2 separate regions of the Mus musculus genome follow, and region 2 is linked to region 1. A link is a loop called in an ENCODE intact Hi-C map of the cell type or tissue named here. Cell type or tissue: gastrocnemius. All regions are shown on one strand.

Evidence for each region. Hi-C counts contacts between places; a loop is a spot of excess contacts. Peaks named below come from ENCODE experiments on the same cell type or tissue, not always from the same donor. Only the 100,000 strongest peaks of a DNase experiment are listed, where the experiment ranks them.
Region 2: it touches region 1 in a loop (4-fold over the local background); 3 of 42 quality-filtered maps call a loop at or near these places.

Annotation. Positions count from the first base shown.
Region 1 is chr5:110,921,392-110,926,391 of GRCm38, forward strand. All of the region lies in intron 2 of Ttc28 (tetratricopeptide repeat domain 28), which reads left to right. Among named protein-coding and RNA genes, the nearest start is that of Ttc28, 44 kb to the left of the region's middle. In gastrocnemius, CTCF peaks have their summits at 2,178 (motif pointing left) and 3,432; no DNase peak of the experiment used is centred here; H3K27ac peaks cover 223 bases.
Region 2 is chr5:110,864,711-110,869,710 of GRCm38, forward strand. Chek2 (checkpoint kinase 2) reads left to right here. Exons shown (of 15, transcript NM_016681.4): 10 at 812-898; 11 at 1,553-1,716; 12 at 2,228-2,343; 13 at 3,298-3,383. Among named protein-coding and RNA genes, the nearest start is that of Ttc28, 13 kb to the right of the region's middle. In gastrocnemius, no CTCF peak of the experiment used is centred here; no DNase peak of the experiment used is centred here; H3K27ac peaks cover 1,327 bases.

The DNA.
Region 1 (5,000 bases):
ATTGTTGGGGGTTTGCAGTTTCAGAGGGTGAGTCCTTGGCCATGTAGCAGGAAGCATGGTGTCATGCCTATAGGCATGCTGCGGGAGCAGTAGCTGAGAGCTTATGTTTTGACTTATAAGCATGATACAGATATAAATAATGGAACATCCTGGTATGGATTTTTGAAACCTCAAAGCCCACCCCTATAGCCAGGAGCTTTTCTATCTGTCTTCTTTGTTTCCAGAATAATGACTCTGAGACTTATTTATTTATGAATTAATGCCCAGGCCGTAGGCTTTGGCTTATTCTCTGACTGGCTATGCCTGCCACATGGCTAGTTACCTCTCCTCAGTCACATTTGTCAGTGTTGTCCTAGTCCAGGCGAAATCTGCTCATGACTCTTTCCCAGAATTCCCCCCACCCCCTCTGCTGGATGTCCCACCTTCCAATCCTGCCATTCAGCTCTTTGTTGATAGGTGAATGCTTCTACACAGTGCACAAGAGAATATCCTGCATACCCCAGTGGTACACTTCCTCCTAATCTTTCCTAAACAGTTCTACCTCCTAGTGATCAAGCTCTCAAACATGTGAATGTACAGGGCCTATTCTTGCTTAAACCTAGTTAAAACTTATCTTGGTATTTTGTATTACTCTTATGAAAAATAAGTCATAGATAAAACATTGATACCTTAGTGTCATTGAATCTTTCTGCTCAAAATAGGATGGATATTTATACTCGGTTCAATTCAGTAGTAATAAATGATATTTCCACATAGATCTTGCATGTTTTTTAGAACTATATTCTTAGGCCACTTATCTTTGTTGACTTAATATTTGGACTCATTTTCTCCTTTTCATCTTCTAAATGGTCGTCATTTATGTGTCAAAAGTTCTTTGGCAGTTTAATGGCTTTAAAAACAAAACATTCCACTTTGAAACTTAATGTTCACTTTTAAAGCAATTGTTACTTATTATTTTGTTAAAATTTATTTTTATTCATTTGTGTGTGTGTTGTATGTATCTGTCTGTCTGTCTGTCTGTCTCTATATATGCTCATGTGTCTGGGAGTGCCCCAAGAGACCAGAATAAGGTGTTGGGTCCTTTCAAGCTACAAGTTTACAGGTGGTTGTGAGTCTTTTAGTGCGGTGCTGTGTGACTGAACTTGGGTCTTCTTCAGGAGCTTTTAACTGCTGAGCCACCTCTTCAGCTTCTCTTAAAGAATCTTTGATTATCTTTTGGACTAAGTTGATATACTCAAAGTTGTTATAAGTCCTGTATAAAAGCCCTGAAATACACTAAGAATCATATATCCCATACCCTGGCCCTTGTAGACACCATTCACAAATTGCAGAGTGCATTAGCCACTTGCGCCCCAGTGATATTTGTTTTTCTTGTCACTTAATTAACAACCATGGGGCATATTTCCATTAACATGTGAATTAGCATCTTGTTTCTCTCATATCTAAGGGCCTAACCAGGCCAGTTACAGCAGTCAGGTTTTTAGAGTGTCTCTTTTTTGAGATTATTTCATGTTGCTAGTAGTTCTTGGTCCAGTCAGCTGACAGTTATTTAAACAGGGGAAGTTTTGTACACAGAATTATGAAGCTGTTATATAATATGTCTCTGTAAGCTTAAATCAATTCTCTAGGGTATTCCAGAGCTTGGGGGGGGGGGGGAGAAGGAGAGGAAGAGGGGGAGGAGGGGGGAGTGAGAAAGGGCAGATGTGTGGAAATCTTGCACATATTTGTTTGCCTCTTCTGAAAAGATGGAGAAGCAATACATTGGATCCAGAGACATTTCTGGCAGGGTGAAAATGGTTTGTATTTGCTTGCAGAGTGCAAAGTAGCTCTCTGGAACATTAGTTAATAGAGAATAAATTGAAATCAAGGATACTTGACATGCAGGAGGCCTGGAGTGCACAGTGTCCACGTAGCTGTAGCTGTAGCTGTGGTGCTGAGAGTGACTCAGGAATCTGCAAAATGAGCTCAGCACCTGTCTGCAAAGGAGGCAGAGTGGTCCACACCTGCAGCTTCTAGCTCATGGAGGGCTCAGGAAGATGTCACCAGGCTCAGCTGCAGTTGAGAGTTTCTGGTCACTCTTAGTACTCACTTGGGCAAATTCCAGAGAGTGTCCTCAGTGTTATCGCCTGTCTAAGAGCTAGAGAGCTCTTTCATGGACCAGTCCTCCAGTGCCCTCTACTGAGAAAGAGCCATATCATGCTCATGGTAGCAAAATTTTAGTAATGCAGAAGAGGAGCTGAAGGCTGAATTCAGAGCTTTGAGGCAGTTAAACATTAATGAATGTATCTATTCTTCTGCTCCCCAGGTCTGACAGAGTCTAGCTTGCTTCTGGAGTCCTGAGTGCCCTGTCCTGTCATAGGAAGTCACACATATTCTTACAAAGTGCCGGTCTGTCCTTCAAGGGCTCGGCTCCTTTCTCCTTGATCTTAGTGATGGTTTATACAGGTTTTTTGTTTATGTCCTGTTCCAGGGTTATGATTTCTTGTCTTAGAGTTTGTATATGTTTCTCTGCCATGGATTTTGTTTTTTGTTTTGTTTTGTTTTTGTTTTTTGAAACAAGGTTTTCCTTTGTAGCCCTGGTTGTCCTAGAACTCAGTATGTAGACCTGGCTGGCCTTGAACACACAGAGATGCACCTCCTCCCTCTGTCTGCCAGGTGCTGTGATTGGAGGTGTGGGTACCACTGCCTGGCTATAGGTGTATTCATTTCTCTTTAAAAGATTCTGGGAGAGCTTGGCTTTCATCTGTTTGTGTTAGTTATAGAAACTGAAATTCTTGTCAGACTCCTCTGCTGTCGACTTGTAGCAATTCTTTCTGTGTATGGGTTCGTTTTCTGTAATTTTTATTATTTTCAGTTTACTGTGATCTAAAATATTACATGGAAATTCCAGGATCAATGAACGTATCGGTTTTAAACTGTATACTGTTCTGTTTGTCAGGTATTTATTTACACTAGGTGCTCTGTGTGCTGTGTGGTCACTTGGATACCAGGTATAGACCTATTCTCTGATTTCTGAGACAGTATCTGTGTTCCTGTCACCCTTCACCTGGCTTCATGATGTCCCAAGTGCAGGAGTGGCAGTGCTAATGATGTCACTCACTGCAGTGCCATCATTGTTCCTTGTTGTTATTGGCTATATTGCTATCATTGTTTTCTGGTGTTATTAGTTATTTTTGTTGCTTTTTCTTTCTTCCCCGAGATAGGGTTTTTCTCTGTAGGGTTGACTGTTGTGGAACATGCTCTGTAGACCAGACTGGTCTTGAACTTGGAGATATGCCTGCCTCTGCCTCTCTCTGCCGAGATTAAAAGTGTGTGCCTCTAAGCCTGGCACTGTTGTCTTAATGCACCTAATTTATAAATTAATCATAAGGAAATGTGCGTACAACTACTACAGTCTTACATCTTTTTGTGATCATAGTATTTTCTGAGTATTGCGCCATCAGGTGGTGCTGTCTTACAGCAACCTTCTGGAGTGTACACAAGCCTACATGTTGTAGTTCATCACTGCACAAAGACTTTTGATCAAGATAGGTGGTGAATGGGAGATGGGTGAGGTGGACACTTTACATTAAGCTTTTTTTATGTATAGAAAGTGTATGTATAGTAAGGTGTCAAAATTACAAAAACATGGGAAGCAGTAACAATTGTTTATTAAGATTTTCAGCATACGTGTCATGCATCGCGTTTCTTTCTTTTCTTTTATATGATCGGAAGCCCAGCAACCTTAAATCATCGTCTCCACAACAGTTGAATAATGCACTGCAGTGTTGAGATGACTGTTGTCACCAACGGGGAGGATTTCTCTGCTCCTTCATCGATGTCGGGGACTAGCATGCTTATGCTGCCAGTTGTTGGCTTTAAACAGGACTCACGTATAAGTGATACATGTTCAGCATTTGTTACTGTGTGCAGTTTCAGCATCTGCCGTTTCAGGATGTGCATCAGCTTAGAAAGTATCCATTGTGAATTAGGTGGCTACTCAAGTCCTTAGAGGGTTTGCACTTTGTACTTTAGGTCTCTGTCAATTTTATCAGATTGGTCTAGAGCAAGCCTTGTTGGTTTGAGAGTCAGAAAGACATAGTTTGATGCATTGAGGAGATAGCGCAGTCATTAAAGTCCTGTGCAACCATGAACACTCATGTAAGAAGCTGAATGTGGTGGAGATGCTTGTAATTCAGGTGCTGGGAGGTAGATCTAGTAGATCTCTGAGACTCACTCGCTCACAGCAGCCTAGCTGCTCCCAGTAAGAGCCTGCCTTAAAAACAGGATTGATGGTGCCTGAGGAGGAAGGACATCTCATATTGCCCTTGGCCTCTATGTGAACATTCGCTTGTATTGCACTCAGACCCACAGCAGGTTGGAAAATCTAGTTCCGCCACTTAACTGCAGCCATGGTGTGATGCTTGTTTGTAAACCTGGGTTCCTAAGACATGGAGTGAGGTACAGTGAGTGTTGTTTCCTTGCTGCAGGTGTGTGTTGGTGTAAGTAGCTGCAGCACCGGGCTTTCAGTTGATAAAGGAGAGTTCTGTGCTTCAGAAGAACGACATAATGTTTTGGTAGAGAATACATTGTGGAATGTCTAAACACACATTGGCATATGCACTGACTCATGCGCTGGCCATCTTCTGGTGATGAGTCGTACTCACATTTAGAAGCTATTATATTATATGTCCTGGTATGTGGTACGTATTTTACATTTGAACCACTCTTGTTTTCTCAGTCATCTGTATCTTATATTTTTTGATAGAATTTGTTTTTGAAATACTTAATTCTTTAAAAACTTTCTAAACATTGTGTGTGTGGGCCCCTGTGGGGTGTGTTTATTTGTGCTGTGTGTGTGTGGTGTAGTATAGTGTGTGTGTATATATGTGTGTGGTGTGTCTATCTGTGTTTTAAGTTGTGTGAGTGGGCATTTGTGTGTCTTTATGTGTGTGTGGTGTTTCTGTGTTGTATGTTGTGTGAGTGAGGTGTATGTTTGTGTGTCATCTGTGTGTGTGATG
Region 2 (5,000 bases), 57 kb before region 1:
GGTGTTTATAGCATTGGGGGTTGAAAATAGTTCATGCTAGGCAAGTCCTATAGCTTCAGCTTTCAGAGTTTCTCTGCTTTGTGTGTGACTGTGTGTGAGAGTGTATGTGAGAGTGAGTGTGTGTATGAAAGAGTGTGAGTGTGTGTGTGAAAGTGAGAGTGTGTGTGTGTGTATGAGAGTGTATGAGAGTGTGTGTATATGTGAGTGTTGTGAGAGTGTGTGTGTGTATGTGTGAGAGAGTGTGTGTGTGTGAGTGTGTAAGAGTATATGAGAGTGTATATGTGAGAGTTGTGAGAGTGTGTGTGTGTGAGAGAGAGAGAGAATGTGTGTGTGTGTGTGTGTGTGTGTGAGAGAGAGAGAGAGAGCTTGTTATAGGACAACCTGGAGAAGTCTGTTCTCTTCCATGGTGGGCTCTTTGTGACTGGAGGTTTTCAGGTTTGGTGTCAAGTACCTTTAAAATACTCTTAGGGATTGAATAACAAAATGTGTAATTTTGATGGAATTCCTAAGATATGTTATCATTCATTTAAATGTTTATTGAAACAGACACCATGCCTGTCTGTGAGGGGATTTTTGTTTTCTGTCTTTGTAAAACACAAGCTTTACCATTCTAAGACGCTCTTTTCATTTTTATGCATTTTAAAGCTTTTTGTAACATAAATTTCTAAGTGCTCAGGCCTGGTCCAGCTCTGACTTTTAGGATGCTGCTGCACCATATAGCTTAATATTACCCAGGCTAAGAGTTAGCTGTTGGTAACTGTGTCTCCTTACATGTGTACATATAAACCAACAGTTGCCTGTTTTTGTACAGTACCTTCACGAAAATGGGATCATACATCGGGACTTAAAGCCGGAGAATGTTCTTTTATCATCTCAGGAAGAGGATTGTCTAATCAAGGTGACAATGCTTAACCTCTCTGTGGCCACTTTTAATTTCTTATATTAAAAACAAATAAGAGTATTAAAAGGTTGAGAATCTCACTTCCCAATCTTACCAGTTATTGTTGAGACGGCCCAGTGTTCCACCTATCTAATGGGCAGTTACTGAACTCCAGAGCATACAAGCCACTTCTGTGTTCGGAGGGAGGGAAGAGGGTCTCAATGGACCATTGAGTCATGGAGTCCGCCTTTCCTCCTGAGCCTAGCTTCATTTTAGAATCTCCTGTTACAGTCCCAAGACAAAAAACAACAAGATGACCCCAAAACGTAAAACTTTAGGCTGACAACAGGTGCTTTCTTTCTCCCCGAGCTCTCCAGATGTCCCATAGTGTCGTGAGACTTAAGCGTTTTGGGTGCATCAATATTAGTGTCCTAATGTGTTTGTGGCAGGGGTCATAAAGTTTTTGTCAGATTATAATGATCATAGGTAAATTATTTCTCAGGTTCCAGGGATTTTCCTTTAAGCAAAATTTAATACATTACAAAGACGTGAAATTGTGTATTTAGGGTTAATGTCAGGTGTCTGTATGACAGATAATCCAGTTTTTGTGTCTCTTGGGATGATGGGCTATGATAATGTTTGGATTTCATTTGTTTTGTTTATGATTTTTAGATCACTGACTTTGGGCAGTCCAAGATCTTGGGGGAGACCTCCTTGATGAGAACCTTATGTGGTACGCCCACTTATCTGGCTCCTGAGGTTCTTGTCTCCAACGGGACTGCTGGGTACAGCCGCGCTGTGGACTGCTGGAGTTTAGGAGTTATTCTTTTCATCTGGTAGGAGACATTTTCATGGCTTCACAGTCTGGTTGGATGAGGTGGGACAAAAATGTCCCTGTGTCTGGGTAGAGGGCTTCTGTTTGACTCAGGTCATTTCTTTTTGAAGGTTGACTTAAGAAAAGCTGATTTTTTTTTTTTTTTTTTTGCCGGGCGGTGGTGGCTCACGCCTTTAATCCCAGCACTTGGGAGGCAGAGGCAGGCGGATTTCTGAGTTCGAGGCCAGCCTGGTCTACAAAGTGAGTTCCAGGACAGCCAGGGCTATACAGAGAAACCCTGTCTCAAAAAACCCAAAAATAAATAAATAAATAAATAAATAAATAAATAAATAAAGAAAGAAAGAAAGAAAGAAAGAAAGAAAGAAAGAAAGAAAAAAAGAAAAAAAGAAAAAAAGAAAAAAAGAAAGAAAGAAAAAAGCTGATTTTTCTCACTGCCGAGAAGAAGCCTGTGTATCCAATGCCACTGAGAATGCCGCTTGACTTTTTCCCTTTCTTTCTCTACCAACATTAAGCCTAAGTGGGTATCCACCTTTCTCTGAGCATAAGACCCAAGTGTCCCTGAAGGATCAGATCACCAGTGGAAAGTACAACTTTATTCCTGAAGTCTGGACAGATGTCTCAGAGGAGGGTATGGATACGGAAGGGTCACAGAGGTGTGGTTGACTGCCATGTGGGTGTCCTGTTGGTGGGAGTTTCTCCTCAGACTGCTGTTTTTCTCCCATCTGATCACTCCGCTGCTTTGCACCATTTGACAGGAAGAGGACATGATTAATAAGAGCCTGGGTTTCAGAGCCTGAGTGTTAGGTTCTAGGTCTGCTACTTGTCTGTTTTGTGCCCTTGAGCGAGTTGCTCAGTGTTTTTGAGTCTCTCTTTTTTTTATTTGTAAATAAGTGGTTAATAGCCCAGACATGAAAGGTTTTGTGTGAGGTTTTGTATAACAGAGTCAAGGGTCTGCTCCCTGTTCAAGTGTGCAGAAGCTTCTCAGGACCAACATTCTTCGAGTAGATAGAATGTTAGAGCTCAGTGTCAAAGGTTATCTCTGAGTTATAAGTTAAAAGTGCAACCTTGCACCTCCCAGGAGAAAAGTGTCTAGTCATATAACCTAGGTGATTGCATTAAATATCAGGGGTTTAAGGAAGAATATCGCTGCGTCATGGGGCATACAAGCCAGCCTTTGGCTGTTGCTTGCTTGTGAGGTAGGACTTTATTTTAACTTACTTATAAAGAGCCCCTCTCTGGTCTCTCACCATCAAGCAATGGGACTCAAGCGTTTCTGGCCCATCGTGAGAGTCTCTGAACTGGGTAGAAGTTCAGTTTAGATTTGCCTGAACTCGAGCACGACAAGGAACAGGAAGGGTTATGATGTCTGAGCAGAGAGAGATGGGTACATCCTCATTCTTCAGGTCCCGCTCTCCTGTGTTCAGAGAGGGAGGGGCTTAGAGGGCTTTCTCCATCCAATCAGCTTGTCCCATGCTGCTCTCTTCTCTGGCTGGCGGTCTGTAGTTCTGGCATAGTTTAATAATGCAGGTGGCATGTATTTATTCTATTTATTATGATTTCCCCAATTCTCTTGCTGCTGTAGCTCTGGACCTTGTCAAGAAACTGTTAGTTGTAGACCCAAAGGCTCGGCTTACCACAGAGGAGGCCTTAAATCATCCGTGGCTTCAGGTGGGTACGAGGCAGTTCCTTTTCGCCTAAAATTCAGGGAAAGTCCCACACTGCTTAGGTGAGGTGAGGCTGAGGGTCTCTGTGTCTTTGGGTTCATTATGTAAGTGTTTTCAATCAGGGTGTAGGTAAAGTGTATGTGCAATTGTTTTTAATCAGTACACACTCGCGTGTGGCAGAGGGAGAGAGGGGAGGGAGAGATGGGGGGCGGGAAATGGGAGAAGAGAGGGTAAATGAATATGTGTGTGTGTTGGGTGTCAGCTCTTTCCATGCAACTGTTGGCGTACTTCATGCTGGGTTCTGGTTCCATTTGCCCTGAGATTGCAGTGTGGCTGAAATTCCTCTGAGAGCTTTGTCTTCCTCAACTGCCAGCTGTCTCCCTTTTCTACCCCTCCTCTGCCTGGTGGATCAGACTGTGCTATGGTCCAGACATTTTTTTTTTTTTTTTTACTTTTAATCAAAAAACTGGGGCAGGTCCAGGAAGGCAGTGTCCCTGAGGGAACCCAGCCACTTCCTGAGCCATGTTTTAAAGGATGCCAGTCTTGTTCCCGGTGAACAAGCATGTCACCTGCACCCTTTGAGTGTGCATGACATCTCTGTTCACATGTCCCTGTTGCTTTGAGAGTTTTGTGCCAGGCTCACTCAAAGCCTGCTGCCAGTGTAAGAGCGTCTGTAACTCTGGGAGATTAATCGTTGGCTTGGAATTAATCAGCGAGAGCATCCTGCAGCTTCTCTTGTAGATGTCTGATTGTATTCTTCATCTTGGCTACACTTTCCTGTGAACATCCTTAGGCCTCTGTTTCCTGTGGGGCTGGGTGACATCACTAGGTGGCTGGAGCTTCCCCCCCCCAACTCCCCATCCCCCATCTGTGGTTCTCAGTTCTGGGAACACCTTGAAAAATCCCTGCTGTCCTTATGGGACTCTGGAAGATTGTCCCCTTTCTGTCTTGCAACCATCCACACCTAAGTTTTGGTCTGACTAGTTTAGGTAGAGAACGAGAAATCCTTAAAAGAAGGAGGGCAGCTGGACCTGAGGGGGATGTCTCCTCACCAGGTCCAGCACAAGATCTGATGGCCCAAGTTTCATCCCCAGACTCCACAAACTCCTGAAAGTTATCCTCTGATTCTACACACACACACATAAGATAAGTGAAAAATGCAATAAAATATTTTTTAAAAGGCGGAGGGTGAGGAGTGGTGGGGGGAAAGGGACAGATCTATGTGTTTGGGTTGTTGCCCTGGAAACACGATTCTCCTCGCAGAAGAAATCTGTCAGGTGACTTAATGTTTACTCGACCACACAGATCTGAAAGCAGCAAGGGCCTTAGAGACAAGGAGCCTGGAAACAAAGGTGTCTTTGCGGGTGGGGGTTTAACTCTGATGAAAAGAGAAGCCCTCCCTTTGGCTCTTTTCACATGCCTTAATAGGGCAGCTTCTGGAATCCAAACGGAGGCAGACACACTGCGTTGGCTTTCTGTGTTAGCTTTGGAAAAAAAAAAGCACGGGCTGGCCAGTTAGGCCTAGCAACAGGGTTTGTGTTTGCCTAAGATGCATGAGTCAGTGCAGCCCATTTTGCTTGAACTTCTTTTTTTTTTTTTTTTTTTTTTCCAAGACAGGGTT